Linked DNA regions of Homo sapiens: regions 1 and 3 are each linked to region 2. The links are chromatin contacts, found by Hi-C or POLR2A ChIA-PET in ENCODE. All regions are on one chromosome and are shown on one strand. Each heading gives the region's core, a stretch centred on a gene start or an enhancer-like site at or near the end of the contact. The rest is flanking DNA. Distances are from core to core; before and after follow the strand shown. Region 1 holds the start of LTC4S (leukotriene C4 synthase). Region 2 overlaps ADAMTS2 (ADAM metallopeptidase with thrombospondin type 1 motif 2). Region 3 overlaps COL23A1 (collagen type XXIII alpha 1 chain).

Region 1 (4,505 bases), core at 804-3,303, 630 kb before region 2:
CCCGCCCGGCCCTCACCTGAGCTGCGCGGAGCGCGCGTAGCCCTGGAAGTAGCGGAGGCGCGCGAACAGGTAGACCAGGCCGCACAGGGCCGCCGCCCCTGCGAGAGGTACGCACGGGCCTGGTGAGCGCCCTGCGCGGGTCCCGGGGGTCCAGCGCGTGCGCCCCTGCCCCACACCCCGACCTTCATGAAAGAAGATGCCGGCGACCCAGAGCGTGGCGAGGAACAGCGGGAAGTACTCGCTGCAGTTCACCCTGCGGTGGGCGGGTGGGATGAGCGCGCCGGCCGGGATGGTCCTGCGACCCGGACCCGCCTGGGGCTCGCTCCCCGCCCCGCGCCCTCCCGCCGCGCCTCACTGGGCTCGGTAGACGCGCTCGAACTCGGGTGGGCCGGTGGTGAGCGGCGGCGACACGCGGAAGGCCCTGCGCGCCGAGATCACCTGCAGGGAGAAGTAGGCTGGGGGAGGAGGGGGAGCGGGAGTCAGGTCTGGACACCCGAAGCCCCAGAGATGGGAGTGGGAGGGATCCTGCAATCTGGCCCTTCACTTGGCCGTGTCCTCTCCTCCCTAAGGCGGAACCCCGCCCCCTCCCCGCCCGAGGAGACCTCTCGTCTCACCCATCCCTGGCCTGCCCTGTGTCCCTGACATTCAGCGAGGAGGGCAGGGCTGAAGCCTGGGGCGCAGAGAGGCCCTGTCCCAACCTGTGAGTGTATGGGGGAGGGTGAGTGATTCAGGCACAGGGACACCTGCTCCGCGAGAGAGACCACTTGAGTCCTTGTTTCTGAATCATTTCACTCTCAAAACACAGGCAAATGCAGCTTTCAGGTCCCTGGCCAGGAAGTGCCTCGGGAGTCTGAGGGCAGAGCTGGCTGCATCCTCCCAGGTGCAAGGAAGCACACTCCCTGTAGCTAACAGTCCCTGGTCACCCACCTACCAGCGCCCACCAGCAGGGCCCTCTGACCCTGCCTCAGGCCGGGATCACTAAAGCCTGCGTCCCTGTGCCTCCAAACCTCAGTTTCTCTGTTCCTGCATTCCGGTCCCAGGCCTAAATCTGACAGACACCTTCTCTCCTGCTCCCAGGAGGTTGCAGCTGGGACTCTCCTAGCCTAACCCCAGGACCCCAGGGCTGGGGTAGTTGCAGAGGGTGGGCTGGCCCTAAAGTTTCTCTGTGGGCAGGAGCCCTTCTCTTGGTCAGGTGAGGCCAGGCCAGACCACACACAGACCAGTGCTGGCTGTGCGCTCCCTCCCCAGACCTCCCGTCGGACCATCTCCCCCTGAGTCCTGCAGCCCTGGCACCTTTGGTTCTGGGCCCTCTGCAGATGGGTGTCACAGGGTGGCCATCCAGCTCAGTGCAGGAGCAGCTGGAGGTCAGGCTGGCCTGTCTGTTCAGCCCCTTCAGAGCCCCCTCCCCAGGCTGTGCCTTATCCTAGCCCACACACTGTGGAGTAGTGGTGTCTCTTAGGTGGCAAGGATATCTGGCCAAGGAATGTGTCCTTTAGGGCCAGTCTGAGAAAGGCATTAAGCAGGCTCTTTTTAGGGGGCTGGAGGAAGGAGTCCCACCTCTACCCTGCTCCACGTGGTCCCAGTATGGAGGTGCCTTTGAAGCAGAGCCAGGGAATGGGGGCCGCTTGCTGGGACGCCCAGAGAGGGGACAGCTGGAAAGAGCAGAGATCAGCTTCCCCAAGCCCATGGCTATCCTACCATTTGTCCTGGCACCCTTGCCACCCCCAAGTCCTACAGCTCTCACAGCCAGGTGCCCCCCAGTTCCCTGAAAGTCCCCACCCTCTTCCAGCTTGGGCCTGGGCTGGAGTCCCCACCTCTGCCCTCCACCTGGGCCTAGGGGGCAGAGGGCAAGCTGTAGGGATCTAAGGCCCACCCTCTTCCTAGATAGGAACCAGCCCACCTTGCAGCAGGACTCCCAGGAGGGTGACAGCAGCCAGTAGAGCTACCTCGTCCTTCATGGTACCGTCGGTGTGGTGGCACGGGCTGTGTGTGAAGGCGAGCTGGGGAACGCTTAGCCCCGTCTGCTGCTCAGAGGACGGCCCAGGAGAGGAAGAGCAGCCTCGGTGCTCTCCCCGCCCCATCTCAGTGGAGGGGGTGCACGGGGGTGTGACCATACCACACAGAGCCAGGGAGCCAGGCCAAGCCAGCAGGGAGGAAACCAAAGTCTGGGCAGGGGAGAGCAGCTAGCTGGAGACCGCCTCACCACTTCCTGCTTGTTCGTGCCCCTTCCTTGCCTAGTCCCGCGTGGCAGAGCCCAAGCTGTCCATCTGGGTCAGCTCCAGCTGTGGGTGTGCCCCCTGCTGCACCACCCCACTTTCTCCAGGGCCTTGCAGACCCCCACATCATGCTGGAGCCAGCCCCAGGCTCCCGGCTAACTCCTCCACCCACCTTATCTGTTCCCTGTCCCCATCCAGGCTGTTCCTGGCAACCCCTGCCAAACCCTCCTCTGCGGAAGCCCTTCCCAGTGCCTTTGGCTTCAGAATGGAGTCCCAGCGCCCCCCCAGCCACACTGGGCCCCACAAGCTCTTTCTCCTTCAGGAAACCTCATGCCTGCCAGCCTTAGTCGTTGTAGGGGTTCCATGCACAAGGGCCACCCTGCCAGGAGGAAACCTGTCCAAGGCCCCCTGGGTGGCGGGAGGGTCAGCCCTTGTGGGCCATCCCTCTCCCAGGCCTCTCTTGGGCCTCCCACAACAGTCACCTGCTGTGTCTTTCTGCCCCGCAGCCCTCTTGCCTCAAGGTAACAACCCTCCACCACCTTCCTAGACGGCTGCCCTCCCCACACTCAGGCCCTGTGGTCTGGACAGTGCTGACTCCTGCCCCTTCCAGGCCTGTGAGATGGACACTGAGCCAAGGCTGACTCAAGATGGTGAGATGTAGTTCTGGAAACTTCCTTAGGACTTTGGGACAGGAAACTCAGAGTGGGGAGGGGGACTACGGCGGGCCACCCTGAGGACAGAGCCCACGCAGGGCCAGGTGGAGAGGAAAGGTGGCACCCGAGGACTCCTGCCTGGAGTTCTGGGTGTCTCCCTCGCCCCGCCTGGAGCGCCCCCGGCCGCCCCCCTCGCCCTGCCTGGAGTGCCCCTGGCCGCCAGCCTTCCCAGTTGGGCCTAACGGTCACTTCCTCTTTTGGCTTGAGTGGGTTTGCGGTGGCTTTTGGTCAGAAGTGGCAAAGTCCAGACTGACCCAGAAGCACGGGCAGGAGCTGGGGGAGGCCACAGGCCGTGCTGCAGGGGTCGGGCCGCATGGTTCTGCCCTCGCACCTGGTCCTTCCTTGCTGCCCCAAGCTCAGCTCCAGCCTGAGGCTCGGAGCCTGTTGGGCTCTCTCAGAATCCCTTCTTCCTCCTCTGGGTATCGCCCCTGCCCCCGGAAACCAGATATGCCCCAGCTGGGGGCTCTGTGAGCTCCTCCAGGGCAGGGGCCAGGGCTCAGGCCCGGCCCCTGCTTTAGACCAAGCTGTGACAGTCATCTTGGGGCTCAGTGATGGAGGACTGCCTCCTAGATCCCGGACACAGATGTAGTGCCAGGGAGCGATGGTGGCCGCGTCCTCAGACTCTGCCCACTCAGCCTCCTTCCTCCCTGAAACCTGCCCCACAGGGCCTGCCTGAAGGGTGGGATGCAGCCCACCACGCAGGGGTTGACGCTGGTGCCAGTGGGCTGTGCCCAGGGTGTCTGTGTGCACCACGCATACATACCTGCATGCCCCTTGGTCAGTTGTCACACACCCATGTCTCTGTGCTTGTGGGTGTCCAAGTGTCTTCGTGAGTCCAGGCCCTCCTGTCAGCCAAGCTCTCATTTCCTCCAAGGCCTGAATGTCCTCCCGTCGGAGTTCATCCCCTCAGTCCACAGCAGGAAGCCAAAGCCTAACATCAGCAGCTTCTGAGGAAGTCCCTTGGCAGATGTGCAGGGCAGGGACCTGGGTCTTGGCCCCGGGAGCCCTCCCCGGGTCTCTTGGTTCCCACCTCCCTCCCTCTGAGCCTGCCCAGGCTGTCAGGGCCCTGCCTGGGCTCAAGCCAGCTCAAGCTGACAGGAGGGCCAGCCAAGCCCCCACCCCTGCTCGGGCCACCCAGCTTCCATCTTCCTGTCTAGCTCTGGAGGCACCAGCATCAGGAGGGAAGCGAAAGCTCCTCCCTGAGCCTCCACAGAGCCCTAAGGAGTCTCTGATGCCCACTCACCAGGACCTCTGGGCGGCAGAAAGGCCGGCAGAACCATTGCACAGAGAAGAAATCAGAACTTCTGTGGAGTGGATCATAGGCAGTGCACAACTCAGACCCTGAGCTTGAACAAGAAAGTTTATTTAGAAATTATTTTATATTTGAGACAGGATCGTGCTCTGTTGCCCAGGCTGGAGTGCAGTGGCTCAACATGCCTCACTGCATCCTCAAACTCCCGGGCTCAAGCAATCCTCCCACCTCAAGCCTCTCAAGTAGCTGGGACCACAGGCTCTAATTTTTTTTTTTTTTTTCCAGAGATGGAGTCTTGCTATGTTGCAGGCTGGTCTCAAACTC
Region 2 (3,888 bases), core at 18-2,517:
AGATTTGATCTGTAAGCCCTGCCTGGAACAAGAGACCTCCAGCCTTGGGGGAGCCCACTTTGCACTCAGCTGGGGGGCACGGTAGAACATGTGCTCACAGAGCAGGGATGGTGGGACCTTGTCCCTGCCATTCATTCTGGCTTTGTCCATACTCGTGGGACCTTTGGTGAGCAATTTAACATCATGGGGCCTTAGTTTCCCCCATAAGAGGAGGTCTGTGAAACCCCAGCACACAACAGGAATGACGACAATCATAAAGGCGTTCGTGCAAGTGACTGTTTGTAGAGCTTCTTCTGGGACAGGCACCGTCTGAAGCCCTTTATGTGACTTTATGCCCTCACCCCCACAGCAACCCTGTGGAGTAGGCGCTGTGATCATCCCCATTTGACAGTGAGGACCCTGGCTCCAGGGGGCGAGCGGCCTGCCCGGGGCCACACGCTGGTGGAGCCACTCTGCTCTGGGAGGAGGGGCTGGACTCTGTGATCCCGGCTGGTCAGGAGCACCAGCTTCAGGCTCCTTGTCCTGGTCCCCTGAGGGTCAGTTGCTCCCAACCAAGAGTGACTTTGCCACCCCTCCCCCCACCCGGGGGACATTTGGCAGTGTCTGGAGAGACTTTTGGTTGTCACGACTAGGGGGAGGGTTCCACTGGGTTCTGGCAAGGAGTGCCCAGGGGTGTGCTCAACATCCTGCCATGAACAGGGTGCCCGCCTCACCCAACAGGAATTATCTGGCCCCAAATATCTGGAGTGCTGAGGTTGAGAAATGTGGTCTGCTCACCAGAACCCAACCTCCCTGCTGTCCTATCCTGCACCTGTTTAGGAGGCTGGTCTGAGGCAGGAGGGCCCCTCTGGGATGGGGACGGTTGAGAAGCTTTGCTGAAGCCGCATCCCCTTGGGGGCATGAGCCAGCCCCAGCGGGTAGGCCAGTCCCCAGGGACTGGTGTTATACTCCATCAGTATCAACAGCACGGCAGAGACAAGGACAAGGGACATTTGTGGGCGCTGACTGCACCCTGCCTGAACTGTCATGGGCGGAAGCCCCCCAGCTCCAAGCTCGGAGCTGCAGTTGTGCCCATTTTGCAGGTGGGGACAAGTAAGGTAACTTGCCCAAGAACAGAGCAGATGAGATATTTCGGCCGGGCCTAGAGCTGCCCAGGTGACCTCACCTGCCACCTGCAGTGGACTTGGTGAGCCTCGGTCGCGTGGCGGCCTGCGGGGCTGGCTGAGTGCGCCTTGCCCAGCAGGCAGAGCCTCCTGGCGGGGCGGGCGCGGTTCCAGCGGAGGCGGCCTCCAGGCTGCTGATCCCCATCCCGGTTTCCTCCCACGTCTCCTTGACTGAAGGAGGGAAGAGCATAGATAATTCAGCTCCTTCCAGAGCAAACAATGGAAATGTCGGAGAGCAACGATTGGAACAGAACTTTTTGCTCAGGTCATAATTGATGTATTTAGGGTGAGGCCCAGAGGCTGTCTTGGGGCCGCTGGGGCCCCGGGAGCCCGGGTGCGGCCGCGGAGTCTGGGCGCCGGGTGCGTCCCCGGCCCGGGCCGCTGTTCTCGCGGCAGCAGCGCCACCTGGTGGCCGCTCGGGCCCGGCCCTTCCTCTGCCCGCCCCGCGCGGGGGGCAGCACCCCGACCTCTTTCCGGCTGTGGGACTCAGGCGAGTCCTTTCAGTTGTCTGAGACGCAGTTCGTCATCCGGAAGGTAGGAAAATGAAGTGGAAGCGAGGTGTCGTGTGCCAAGCCTGAGCCTAGCGGGGCGCTCCTTGCGGACGGTGACTTCCTGCTGGGGTCAGCATCTGCCGGGGCGGCCCTTTGGGCTCACTTCCCCAGGCCTCCCGAGAACGTCCCCGCAGCCGGCGCCTCCCTCCCTGCCCAGCCTGGCTCCTGAGGGTGCTCGTGTTCATTCCTTCATCACTGAGCGCCCAGCAGCCGGGGTCCTCTGGCCGCGTTCGCTGCCTCATCCTGGCATGGAGAGCAGAAGCCGGGATTGCTCCGTGAAGGGAGGAGTGGGGCTACTGAGGGCAGGCGTGGGCCAGGGCTGGGGCACAGACTCGGGCCCAGCAACCACCCGGCCCTCAAGGAGCTTAGGCTTTAGTGACTCAGAGGCCAGCGACAGCAACAGGCACATCCCCAGTAGGTGCCCCATCTGGCAGGTGACCGATCGCACGCAGGAGGAGGGACCCGGCGGGCAGCTCAGAGCCAGGGTCCCGCGGCCAGGATGGGGCTGGGACTTGGAGCTGGACGCAGCCTACTCGTCCACCCAAGGCCCACGGGCCCCCTAAGCTCCTGGCTGTTCCCTGAGGCCCGTGGGGTTACCCAGACCCCTGCAGGCTGGGCCTGAGGTTCAGGGGCCCGCAGTGTTTCCTCACCCTTGCCCTGGCCAAGCCTCCTGACAGCCCTGGGGAGCATTCAGCAAAGTGACCTTCTGACCCAAGGTGAGGGCCATCAAGCTCTTGCCTCCCTAAGGCCCTCAGATCTGCCCTCTCCACCTCATGGTGGGATCCCTGGGTCTTTCAGGCATGTCCTCAGACCCTTTCCAGCCCGGGCCAGGGGAGCCAAACAGGCTGAACCCGGAGGAAACACCATCCTTCTTGGGACCAGGCTCCCGGTGCTGCTGTGGGAGGGCCCCAGGGGCCTGGACGAGTGTCTGCCTCCTGCATCTGGGCAGCTCTGTGAACCAGCATAGCAAGGAGGGTCTCCATGTGGACATAGGTGGGCACTCATGATGGCCAAGGAGGACCCTGCACTCTGGAAGAGCCAGCCTGGTCCAGGGCCCCAGAGCACTCGGGCAGTGGAGCCCAGTTGGGAGCCCATGTCTGCAGTGGTCGATGTCACCTCCAAACAGGGGTGGCAGAGCCCTCCATGAGGGGTGACGACTGTCCTGGGGCCCCTGTAGAGGATCCGATCAGCCTCTTGGAAGCTCATCTGTTCCCGTGCTCTGAGCTAGGGTCAGCCCACTCAGGACTCCTCCTGCATCCTGGGCTGGATGGGCCCCTGGACTTCATCCACAGCCCTACTGCAGGCTTCTCCCGCCTGGCTCTTCTGGGGCCCTAGGCTGGACCTGGGAGTTCTGGGAGCTGCTGCCGCTGTGAAGAGTCTGCCCTCAGAGGCCCTGCCTCACTCAGGAGGTGGACCCTGCAGCTACCATGCAGCCCCAGGGCCTCGAAATGTCCATCCCCGGTCATACAGCACCATCTACCGCCCCCTGCTCTGGAGGCTGGGTGCCCGCGGCTGCCCCTGGGAGGGACTGGCTGCCCTGTAAAGTCCCTGGCTGGTCCTGCAGCCACCCCCTTTGCAGAGCCCAGGGTGCTACGGCTCACTCCTGGTCCCCCCCTCAGCACAGCTAGGAACAGGTGGAGTCACACAGACAGACTTTCCTAGAGGAGCCGTGCAGAGCCGAGCAGGCAGCTGGAAGTCAGGTGCATTCAGGACTGGGAGGGACGTAGATGACCAGGGCGAGCTGGTGAAAGACTCCTCAGTGGAAACAAGCAGTGCAGCCTCCCTCACTTCTGGAGGAGATCCATATATGAGAAATGTGTCTTCTTCTCGCTCAGGGGAAGCACAGTTCCCAGGCTTGATACATAGCAAGGGCACAGGATGGTGGGGGCTGGGGTGCCCCAGGCAGCAGGGACCCATCTGGCCTCCTGCATGCAGGCCAGGTGGCAGAGGAGCAAAGGAGGTCGCATCCCAGCAGGTGGTCCCGCTGGAGCCCAAGTGACCCACAGGGGAGTTCACTGCATGTCAGGACAGTATCCTTGGCTGGAGGTCTCAGCGGAGAGACCTGAGCTTGGCTCTTCCCTTGGGTTCCGACTGCCTCCAGTAGCGAGGGCCTTGCCCTGTCCACGGCCAGCCCAGACTTCCCTCCTGGGCCGCAGACCTGTCCAGCTGCCCCG
Region 3 (4,428 bases), core at 275-2,774, 880 kb after region 2:
AGCCGCGTGGCTTAGTGCACAGAGCCTAGGGGTGGTAGAGTTGGGAGACCTCCTTCCATCCAGCATGCGCTCACTCCACCATAATCAACGATGTGGCCCCACACAAGTCGCTGCTCTGTGAGCCTCTGCGTTATCAGCTGTCCAGTGGAGATGTTCATCAGACCTCTCACAAAAGATGGTTGGGAAGGTCAAATGCAATAACGAGTATGCAACATGCTTCACAAGCTGTGAGGTGAAGCCCCTGTGGGCCTCATAAGGGTTCTCTGTGAGCCCTCATCTGGTAGACAAGCCTCAGCTGCAGCCCCAGGCCCTGCTACTCCTCATGCATTTCTAACCCTGGAGCTGGGCAGCAGGAGCCCCCTCCCCCAAAAAGCCTGTTCAGCCACACCCATTTGCCATTCCTCCCAGTATTCTCTCTGTCCAAAATGTTTGCTCCCCCAGTCTGCCCTCAATAGAAATAAACCATCCCCTCAGGAGCACCAGAGCTTGTCCTTTAAGTAGGAACATGTTCCAATTCCTACTCAGTGCCAGAACCCAAAGCTGCCTGGTGACATGAATGCATGCACCCATGCATGTGGGAACTGTCACCACCACCCCCGTGACCATCCCGGCCCCTCCAAGGGCAAAGGTGCTCCTTCTGCTCTGCCCCCAGCTTCAGGCCGTGGCAGGAAACAGCCATGGCAGCATCAAAGCCTTCCGGGGAGAGGTGGCCAGGAGCCGTGCTGAGGACAGGTGAGGGGACCGTGCTGAGGACAGGCGAGGGGACTCTGCCTTCCACACTGACTGTGGCTTCTCTGCTTGTGTTTTGCAGGTCCTCCAGTAAGTGTCCTGGACTGTGCTGTCTGCTTCTGAAAGATAAGATGTTTGGTTCTCTCTCTGTTGCAATTCCATGAACATAATTTTGGTTAGGGAGGTGTGTCCTCAGAAAACATCAGTCCTATTAAAAAGTGGCCAGGTGCGGTGGCTCACGCCTGGAATCCCAGCACTTTGGGAGGCCAAGGTGGACAGATCACTTGAGATCAGAAGTTTGAGACCAGCCTGGCCAACATAGTGAGACCTCGTCTCTACTAAAAATACAAAAAATAGCCAGGCGTGGTGGCGGGTGCCTGTAACCCCAGCTACTCAGGAAATCGAGGCACGAAAAATTGCTTGAACCCAGGAGGCAGAGGTTGCAGTGAGTCGAGATCGCACCACTGCACTCCAGCCTGGGCAGCAGACAGAATGAGACCCCGTCTCAAACACAAAAACAAAAACTCATGTGTTTGGGGGGAAAAAATCAGTCATACAGGAGTCATGTTATATTTTAATTTGTAGATGAATGCAGGCACAGAATTCCACAGGCTTGACCTGTTCGCCGGAACGTTCTGTGACCATTTTCCTAGCAAGAGAGCCAGCGCACAAGCCTGGTTGTTCCTCACCAAATCTTGGGCTCACCTTGGTACACGGAAATGCTAGCACCATGTCCGTAGCTTTAAAATGCTCCGTGACAGTTGACGTTTCTAAATGCTTCAGTGTCCCGTGCTTTGGCAGAAAGAGCTGTAGAGTCGGGCAGTTGTCCCAGGAATTAGTCGGGCTTGACCACTAGACCCTGGGGTTCATTTTTCTTCTTTGCCAGAATGTGGATCAGACAGCTGAGACCTTGTGAGCACACCTGGCTGGTGAGGGCATGGCACTGGAGCAGGAGGAAAATGTCACTGCATTTGTGAGGGGTGTGAAGGGTATGAGGGAAGCACTGGGCAGCTCCCTTGAACTTCTCCTGGCCGGCCAGAGGCAGGTTTGAATGCAGGGGATTGCAAGTGGTCCTAGAAATCCCATTCATTCTCCAGGGCAAAGGATGTGCCTGCCTTTGATTCATGCTGTCAGTTTTTCAGAGCCCGGTAAATCCCAGTTAATCCACTCAAGAAGCACATTGACAGTCAGAGCCAAAATCAGCCTTCTCAAGGAATTCCTTTCAGATGAGCCCTTTTATTTTTTACTTCCGTGTACCATGATTGGTTTCCCGATCAGTGCCCTTCGGAATCTGGGCTTCTCGGTGCATGCAGCCCCACCGTGAGCCAAGCAAGACAGCAGGATTGTGTTGATTTATTGGCTTCAAGCGATGTTTGGCAGCTGAGTTCTTCCTGGCTGTCTCAGGGAGGCTAGCGTGTGTGAACTTGCTGAAGTACCTAACGCCGGGGGCTATAGAGTGTTTTTTTTGTTTCTTTTTTAACTTGGCAGTTAAAATAGTAAATGAATTAAACAAATGCAGAAATTCTCAAGCTGCAACCTGGAAGGGTCTGACCTGGGAGATGGGTGCCCAAGTGTGGAACACAGGCAGGGTGGTCACTGCTCCAGGGTCTGGAACTAGGGGGCAGAGAAGCATGCAGCCACAGTGAACGCCCCCCGATATTCCTGGCTTCTAAGGCTCTCTTTCTTGGTTCACCCCATCCCAGTGGCAACTGAGAGGAAACAGGCTCTCTTCCAGGCCTAGTTTAAGGAGCATTTTCAGTTCCTGGTTGGTCGTGTGGTTGTGGCTGCACCCTCCAGAACCCCACGTCCCCACGTGGCATTTACCCTATGCCTGGCCAGCGTGGGGAGGGCACACATGTGACTGTGCCCGGAGCCCCGATGAAGCCCTGAGGCTCTTGGTCCCTCCAGCCTGGCCCTCTGAGGCAGGAAAGGGCTGCTCTGCCCCCAAGACCCCTGGAGCCCTTGAGTCCTCCCGCTGCAGAGGAAGTCACCAACCAGCTGTCGGGGGGCGGGTGTGGGTCTGGGCCCTGATTGAGCTCTAAGTGTTGCCATATGGTTTCTGCCGAAACTCTGATTATTAATGACATATTAATTACCACAGGGGCAATCAGGACGAGATGGCTACCCGGTAATTTGTCATTTATTTTTTTGCTCTCTTCACCCTTTTCTCTTAAACCAATATTCTTTCCCTGAGCCTTGATTTAACTCTGTCTGCGCTCCTGTCTCTTCTGCTCCTCAGCAGCCGTGGTCTTTCTGTGGAGGCGATTAGCGTGAGCTCTGGGGAGGTAAAGGCTGCACAGATCTCCAGGGCTGCCCTGGAGGCAAGGCAGAGCACCTCGAGCAGGTGTCTGGGTGGCACTGAATCCACCTGCCACTGCTTCTTCAGTAAGTCCAGCCAAGAGCCAACAGTCCAGCCCCCGCACTGTGGCGTGCTCCACTGGAGGGCTGGGCCTCTTCCCAGTGGGCAGAGGACTCCCTGTCCCAGCCACCGCTCCTCGTCATCACTCGATAACAGGAGACTGGCTGGTTCCAGTTTGGCTGTGGTGTCATCCCTTGGCAGATCTCTTAAAATTAACCCAAAAGCTAGCGCATTCCTGGGATAGATGTCCTAGCCCCGGCCAAGTGAGCACCACGTCAGCAGCAAGACGCAGCGTGGCTGTGCCGCTGTCAGGTCCTGTGCGGGGGTTGAGGGTCGTGGCAGCAGCATCCGGAGGTCCTGGGATGTCAGAAAGAGTAGGGGGAGCCCAGCAGCAGAAGAGATTGGCAGGGCCGTCAGGGGAGGGGCAGATTCATTTTGTGCCTCCAGGGCAGGAAGATGCAGGGAGGGAAATGCTGGCTGATTCGGGACAGATCTGTGCAGTCAGGACGGCTGGTGATAGAGAGCGGTGGTCCCCGGTCCTGCAGCGGAGGAGAGGAGGCCAGCCCCAGCACCAGGGAGACTTGACGTGGGGTCCACTCTGCTTCCTCTCGGCTGAGTGACCTTAAGAGAAGGTGCTCACCTTCGCTGAGCTTCAATTTCCTGCTCTGTGAATGCAGAGATGAAGGCACATGATGTGTCACAAACCCAGCCCTCCAGGACTTGGTGGTAACTCTGGGGAACATTGACTTCATGCTGGAGTGGCCCCGTGCTGGGCTGAGTCAAGTTTGGGATCTCCCAGGCAGTCCGGGCAGCTCCCCCAGCAATGAGCAGCCTGGCCTCTCAGACTCTGCGGAAGTAAGAATGAAATGTGAAAACCAGCTGGGACCCACCCTCATCCCATGGCACACCTGGGGTTAGGGCCCTGCCGCAGTCCCCAGCTGCTCTTCTGATTAGGCAAGGGTCAGGCTCCCGTCTCCTGCACACGGCAGCCCGGACCTTTGGGCGTCCAGCATCTTGGGGAAGCACAGGCTTTCGCTGGAAAGTTCAGCCCCGCATCTTGGCATTATTCGCTGTACCAGTACCGGCTCGGGAGGACCGGAGACTAACAGAACCACTCCTGGCATGACGCAGTTCCCTTCACCCCGGGTTACTCTGTATTCACAGGTCCAGAGGGGAGAGGGTGGGGTGTAGATGAGTGGTTTCCTCCCCCTCTTCTCCATTGTTTCCTCTGAGCAAAGTGACCCAGCGGTCCGGTCCGTTCCCCACCAGCCTCGAGCATCGGAGAGGATGCTGCCTGCTGCCCCGGGGGAGGGGCAGGGGGCTTGTTCTCAGCCACACCA

Evidence for each region. A loop is a pair of places that touch in the nucleus more often than their neighbours do. ChIA-PET counts read pairs that join two places held with the same protein, here RNA polymerase II (POLR2A). Pooled maps may share reads with other maps.
Region 1: a loop to region 2 is called in a pooled map, with 11 times the contacts of the local background. The contact joins the promoter of LTC4S here to the enhancer-like site in region 2. A Hi-C loop is called at or near these places in 2 of 37 single-sample maps with no recorded cell type and 7 of 50 pooled maps. POLR2A ChIA-PET finds 5 or more read pairs at or near these places in 2 of 52 experiments (H1 and OCI-LY7).
Region 3: a map with no recorded cell type shows a loop between it and region 2 (4-fold over the local background). The contact joins two enhancer-like sites. A Hi-C loop is called at or near these places in 3 of 37 single-sample maps with no recorded cell type and 4 of 50 pooled maps.

Annotation. Positions count from the first base shown.
Region 1 is chr5:179,791,534-179,796,038 of GRCh38, reverse strand. It overlaps LTC4S (leukotriene C4 synthase), which reads right to left and starts at 2,053. Exons shown (of 5, transcript NM_145867.2): 1 at 1,901-2,053; 2 at 356-455; 3 at 183-253; 4 at 17-98. The coding sequence starts at 1,958. RefSeq lists silencers at 1-448, 1,994-2,063 and enhancers at 258-930, 2,414-2,563, 2,584-2,663, 2,238-2,865.
Region 2 is chr5:179,164,962-179,168,849 of GRCh38, reverse strand. All of the region lies in intron 5 of ADAMTS2 (ADAM metallopeptidase with thrombospondin type 1 motif 2), which reads left to right. Among named protein-coding and RNA genes, the nearest start is that of ZNF354C, 110 kb to the right of the region's middle. RefSeq lists a silencer at 1,438-1,647 and an enhancer at 1,261-1,762. Within about 2 kb of position 1,267, at least 4 of the 41 ENCODE cell types and tissues checked have a DNase peak (open chromatin) inside an H3K27ac peak, as active enhancers do.
Region 3 is chr5:178,286,753-178,291,180 of GRCh38, reverse strand. It overlaps COL23A1 (collagen type XXIII alpha 1 chain), which reads left to right. Exons shown (of 29, transcript NM_173465.4): 4 at 812-819; 5 at 2,831-2,857. Among named protein-coding and RNA genes, the nearest start is that of PHYKPL, 56 kb to the right of the region's middle. RefSeq lists enhancers at 3,455-3,999, 4,000-4,428. Within about 2 kb of position 1,524, at least 2 of the 41 ENCODE cell types and tissues checked have a DNase peak (open chromatin) inside an H3K27ac peak, as active enhancers do.